Linked DNA regions of Homo sapiens: region 1 is linked to region 2. The links are chromatin contacts, found by Hi-C in ENCODE. All regions are on one chromosome and are shown on one strand. The core of a region is the stretch at or near the end of the contact, and the rest is flanking DNA. Distances in the headings are between cores, read along the strand shown. Region 1 holds the start of PFKP (phosphofructokinase, platelet). Region 2 holds the start of ADARB2 (adenosine deaminase RNA specific B2 (inactive)).

The links. A loop is a pair of places that touch in the nucleus more often than their neighbours do. Pooled maps may share reads with other maps.
Region 1: a loop to region 2 is called in a map with no recorded cell type, with 5 times the contacts of the local background. The contact joins the promoter of PFKP here to the promoter of ADARB2 in region 2. A Hi-C loop is called at or near these places in 4 of 37 single-sample maps with no recorded cell type and 2 of 50 pooled maps.

The regions. Positions count from the first base shown.
Region 1 is chr10:3,066,298-3,068,997 of GRCh38, forward strand. PFKP (phosphofructokinase, platelet) reads left to right here and starts at 1,251. Exons shown (of 22, transcript NM_002627.5): 1 at 1,251-1,410. The coding sequence starts at 1,299. It overlaps LOC124902536 (wiskott-Aldrich syndrome protein family member 1-like), which reads left to right and starts at 273. Exons shown (of 1, transcript XM_047426132.1): 1 at 273-1,051. The coding sequence starts at 406. The coding sequence ends at 843. PFKP-DT (PFKP divergent transcript) reads right to left here and starts at 636. Exons shown (of 4, transcript NR_160681.1): 1 at 456-636. RefSeq lists silencers at 980-1,079, 1,090-1,489, 1,910-2,089, 2,503-2,683 and an enhancer at 2,290-2,359.
Region 2 is chr10:1,736,086-1,738,785 of GRCh38, forward strand. It overlaps ADARB2 (adenosine deaminase RNA specific B2 (inactive)), which reads right to left and starts at 1,440. Exons shown (of 10, transcript NM_018702.4): 1 at 966-1,440. The coding sequence starts at 1,065. RefSeq lists an enhancer at 772-1,368 and a silencer at 1,330-1,389.

The sequences.
Region 1 (2,700 bases), core at 1-2,500, 1.3 Mb after region 2:
TGAGCACTGAAGGAACCCGGGTCCCATAAGCCCGTGCTTCTATGGGGGCTGCCCCCTCTCCCATCGCAGGGTAACTGGCACCAGGCTGTTAAGCTGTGGATGGGCAACCGCACAGTGCATTGGATGTGAGTATTTCAGTACGTGGAGCTGGCCAGTGGAGCCGGCCGAGGTCAGGCAGAGCGTACAGCAGCGCGCGTGTCCGTGGGGAGGGAGGGTCCTCCCGCCTCCCCGCCTCCCCGCCAGGCCAGTCCTGTTGCGCCTCCTCCTGCCCCACTCTGACTTTCCAGCGCCCAGGCCGGGGCGCCGCCAGGGCGTCTCTGAGGGTCGCGCCCCGATACCTTCCTCCACCCCACGGCTTCTTCCCCCCAAGGGCGGGGCTGGGGGCCCAGGAGCACCACAGCCCCCATGGGCCCGGGAAATGGCAGCTTCGTCATGGCCCAGCCCGCCACGCTCACCTTTTCCCACCACCTGGAGGATCCACTCTCCGTCCGTCCTTCCCGACCTCAGGCTGCAGAGGAAACCTGGGGGCGGGGGTCGAGGAAGCCGAGCCCCGAGGCTCCCAGCGCCGCCCCAGGAGGAATCTTGCGGGCCACTAGAAGCTGTGCGCGCGGCCGGGCTCGGCCCCCACAACGGCCCGAGCGGCCGGGCCTGCCGCGAGCCTCCGCGTCCAGGTGGGGTCTCCGCGCCCCCATTCCACCCCTCCCCGCCATCGGCGCTCCCCGCAACTGCGGGGTTTCCACCCGCCCCGGCGCTCGCGCCCACTCACGGTCTCCCTCGCCCCCCCGGGAGATGCTCCCGGCGTTCTATCCCGCCCCGCCCTGGCGCGCCCCGCAAACGATGTGACCCCGGCCCCCTGCGGTCTCCCCTCCTCCGGACGCTGCCCCTGCCCCACCTGTGGCGCTCCCGTCATCTCTAGAGCCCCCAACCAGAGTCCTCCAGCCCACCCGCGAGGCTCGCGCACCTGCGATGCGGCCCCACTAGCAGGGACCCGCCCACCTGTGGCGCTACCCCTGCCTCTGCCGCCTCCCGCACCGCTAGCGCGGCCCCCACCTACGACGACCCCCGCGTAGATGCTCCTGCCCACACCCGCCCCAGCCCCGGCCCCTGCCCCTAGCCGCGCCCGCGCCCCCTCCCCCGCAGCCCCTCCCATACGCTCGGGCCCCGCCCGTCACCGCCCATTGGCGCTGGGGCCGGGCGGGGGCGCGGGCGGGGCGGCGGTTCCGAGTCAGGCGCGCGCGGGCAGGGTCCCCATTGCCTGCTGCGCACCCGGACGTGCGGCTCCCCTCGGCCTCCTCGCCATGGACGCGGACGACTCCCGGGCCCCCAAGGGCTCCTTGCGGAAGTTCCTGGAGCACCTCTCCGGGGCCGGCAAGGCCATCGGCGTGCTGACCAGCGGCGGGGATGCTCAAGGTGCGCGCCCCCCTCCCGGCGGCGAGGGAGGGACGGACGGACGGAGCTGGGGAGAACCGGGCGAAGGCGATGGGGTGACCGGAGAGAAGAGGGGGGAAGCGATGGGGGGGACCCGGGGAAAGGTGGCGAAGCGATGGGGAGAACCGGGGAGAAGAGCGGGGAAGCGATGGGGAGAACCGGGAAGAAGCCCGCGCCCGGAAGCGGCAGGGGTACCTGCGGGGCGGCATGAGCCGGCGAGGCAGCCCCGGGGTCCTTGCCCGGTGGGGCGGGGGAGGAAGGGACATGGCGGTAGGAACCTCCATCCGGAAGATCAGTGAGTTTTCCACCTTCGGTTTTGTTTTAAATGGAACCTGGCAGAGGGAGTCGCCTGAAGCGCCCTCGGGGGTCGTTCTGCCTCTGAGCTGTAGGACGGGGCCGGGCGTCCCCTCCGAAGCGTGGGTACAGCGCGATCACTTCCTAAGTGCCCCCCCGCCCCCCAACTCCGCCGCACGCCACCCCCTAGAATGTCGAGGAAGAAACGGCTGGGTCCCCGCGCGCCTCCTGTCGCCTCGTGCCCTGCGCGGCGTGGGCGGGGTCCTGGCTGCTGCAATGCGGGACGCGGCGGGGGTGCGCGGGGTTCCCGCCTGGCGTCTCCAGGGCGGTCCGGCAGCCCCTCGCGTTTCCGCTGGGAGATTTTTAAAAAGGGTTTCCTGCGCTCGCATGTGCTGTCGCCTTCCGGCTCGTGACAAAAACGAAAACCAAAATGGGTCCCAGGCCCTCCCCGCCAGCCTCCGCAGACGGGAAGGATCAGGAAGCGGGGACTCCGGGATGTCAGCGGCGCCGCGGCGCGGGCTCCGGGCTTCCCTGCCCTGCAATGTGGAAGCTGCTCTCTAGGAGGGGCCCGAGGCTGGGCCCACGGACGCGGGCGCGCCGGGAGGATATTTAACATTGAAGAGCGGAAGGTGGCGGAGACTCGGCGCGCCCCAGGCCCCGGGTGCACGTGGGGGCGCCGGTGCCCGGATGATGGAGTGTCCCGATCCGTGCAATCCCTGGCGGGTAGATCGGCGCTTCCCAGGCGAACGCAACCTGGGAGCCTTAGCGATCGCGCAGGCTGGAGACGCGGCGCGCCCCGAGCTGGGTTTTGATTTTTGTTTTCCCGGTTCCTCCTGCCGCAGATGCGTGGAAAGGCCCGGATGGCGGATTTCCTCCCGTTTCGGGGCCGCGCACTGCACAGGGTTGGAGCGGGGATGCACCCCCTGCCCACTGCGCGGGTGACCTTCCCTTCGCCCTTGAGCGCGCGGGGCGGGCGCG
Region 2 (2,700 bases), core at 190-2,689:
AAAAAAAATCAGCACATTTCAAATCATGATTAGAACTGAACTTTCTCCTGCAGGCTCACTAGGAACTGACAATAACACAGGTTCCTCTAGGAGAGAAGGGTCGGCATGAGAAGAATCTTTTAATTCTTCCTGGCATGCACACAGGCTACGATGGCACTGGGGGCATTGCTCTCATATTGGAGCGATTGCTAATTTTGCAAAATCCCCAGTGTGAAAGCCCTCCCTTGCTGTAGCATTGACTAACTTCAGCGCGGCCCAGCCCCAGGAATATCAGTAACAAGGCACAGCTGAGTTTGTCAGTGGCCGCTGTCAGCCGGCTGCTTTTCCTGCTTTCCTGGTTTGCGGTTTTTTTCTACCACTAACAAAATATGATGCTTCTTTCTGTTTTCCTGTATTCATTTCTGCTTATTTCTCCAAGGACGAGCCCTGTGTTCTCTTTACGACCCAATGTTTACAAATCGACGGGCACCACATTGAGTAAAAACTGCCAGCCAATTTGGAGAGGCGATCGCAGGGCTTCGCCTATCCCTTCCTCCGGGACAGTTTGGATGGGAGTAGCTGGCGCGAGGGCTCGTTCCCCCGTTTTTGGGTAATTCCTTTGGCACTGGGAGACGAGATGGCCTCCGGAGGGTGGAAGGCAGTGCCAGCCCGGCCGGCCACTGGGGACTGCGGGGCCCGGAGACGCGCGGGGTCCCCGGGGAGCTCCTCGCCGCCCTCGCCCCACTTCGTCCGGGTCCCTCAAACATGTCGCAGCGTGGCTGCTCACTGTCCCCTCTGGGCAAGAGGAGGCCCCAGACATTTCCACGGGATCTGAACTCCCGAGCGCCCTGCACGGAGCAGCCATCCCGCCAGCACCCCAAAGTGAAGCTGCTCACAACGGACAAGCCCGGAGACCCCATGAGAGGCCGGGGTGGAGAAGCCGGGGGTGAAGGGGGGCAGGGGCCGGCGCGCCACGCGGTCCTTACCTTTCCGCTTGGACCTCCGCCTCCTCCTCCTCTTGGACTTGCATTTGAGTTGACTGCTCAGCCCTCCAGACCCTCTGCCGCTCCCCAGGACCGAGGCCATGGCCGAGACCCAGGCGCGGAGCCCAGAGCCGCCTCCCTCCTGCACCTGCACCTGCCTCCTTCCCGGCAGCCGCCGCCGCCGCTGCTGCGAAGCTTGAGGTTGCAAACCCGGGAGCGGCTCACTTTTCAGGACTGAGCAGGAAAGCGCGCTCCGTCTCTCTGTCTCTCGAATTGTTCTCTATGACTTGCTCCCACTGGGCTGGGGGCCTCGGCTGGGCGCCTGGAGCGAGCTGCTCCCTGGTCAGGGAGGGCGGGGAAGGGCGCGCGGCGTCCTGAGTGCTCCGAGCTTCCCGCGGGCTCTGCCTCCTGCTCTGGGCTCCCAGCGCAGGGAGGCTACTTTTGCGCCTCTGCTAGTTGTTTGGCACCAGCCACTTTGAAGCCAATCACGCAGGGAGCTTGTCTATTTGCTGCAGCAGCGTCTAATTAGATCCAATCACAACTGCTTTCTGGCTCTGACATCAGCAGCAGCACCAGCCGCACCGCCGCCTGGCCGCTTGCAAACTCAGCTCCCGTTTGGACGGTGAAGCTCCCAGGACCGGCGGCTGGAGGGAGGCTGCTCCCGGGGAACAAGGACGCGGCGCGGGTGCGTCTGGGAGAGACCGGGGGAGCCTCCAGGAGGGACCCTGCCCGGGAGGACGAGGCCTCCTGCCGCAGCCTCGCGGACAGCTCAGCTCGCCCTGCTCAGAAAGACACAGGGACGGGTTTTTCCAACCAACAGTTTTTAACTAGTCAATTCATTACCATGCTCCTTGTGTCAAGGGGGGGAAATACCTCTTTCAGAAATGCAGAGACCGCACTTCCTCAGAAACGGACTGAGGTTTGCAATTCCCCAGGAGACAGCGTCCTGAGGGGCATTTATTCCTCAGAGCCTGCATGCTTGTCTGTTTGCCTCTTCTTTCCCCTCTTCATATTCCTTGGCCGTTTCCAATGCAAAAGATAAATCTTGCATAAAGACAGAGGTTTTGGGATCTGAGTCTGATTTTTGCCGTCAGGAATTTCATGTGTTGCTTTATTTAGGGAACAATGACACAAAAGGAAGAGAAAGCTCTCAGCGGAGAGTTTTGTTGCCAAATGTAATATTTGGATGGAAGAAAGTAACATTTACAAAGAGGTGGATTGCACACTGAAATAGTTTTAAGCAATTTTTTTTTCCAGGAATGTCCTATGTTTCAAGATTATACTTATGGAACCCTGGAAGTCTTATGTAAAATATAAAGAGGAATAGAATCTGGTAATCATCATTGCATCTTGTATTTAAATCACATAAGCTTTTAATTACAATAGTCATGTTTTTAAAAAAATCCACTCTAAAATTCATTAGCACACATTAACATGTTGATATAAAAATGGCACACAAATATTTCTGCTATTCATTGCCTCACATGCAACCTTTTCAGCTGCTTATGTGCCTAGAAATTTCCAGATAATTTTTATCATAAGAAAAAAGAATCACTCTGGGGGACATTGGAAATAATTAGGATGATCCTGTGTTGTTATGTGCTGAGCTGATAGATCGTAGCTCAGTTTTCATTGATGAGAGAGAGTAAGACATTTGATTTCAAATCTTAACTCTACTGCTATGACCTCGGGTAAGTTAAACCGTGCCTCAGTTTCCTCATCTGTAAACTGGGGATAA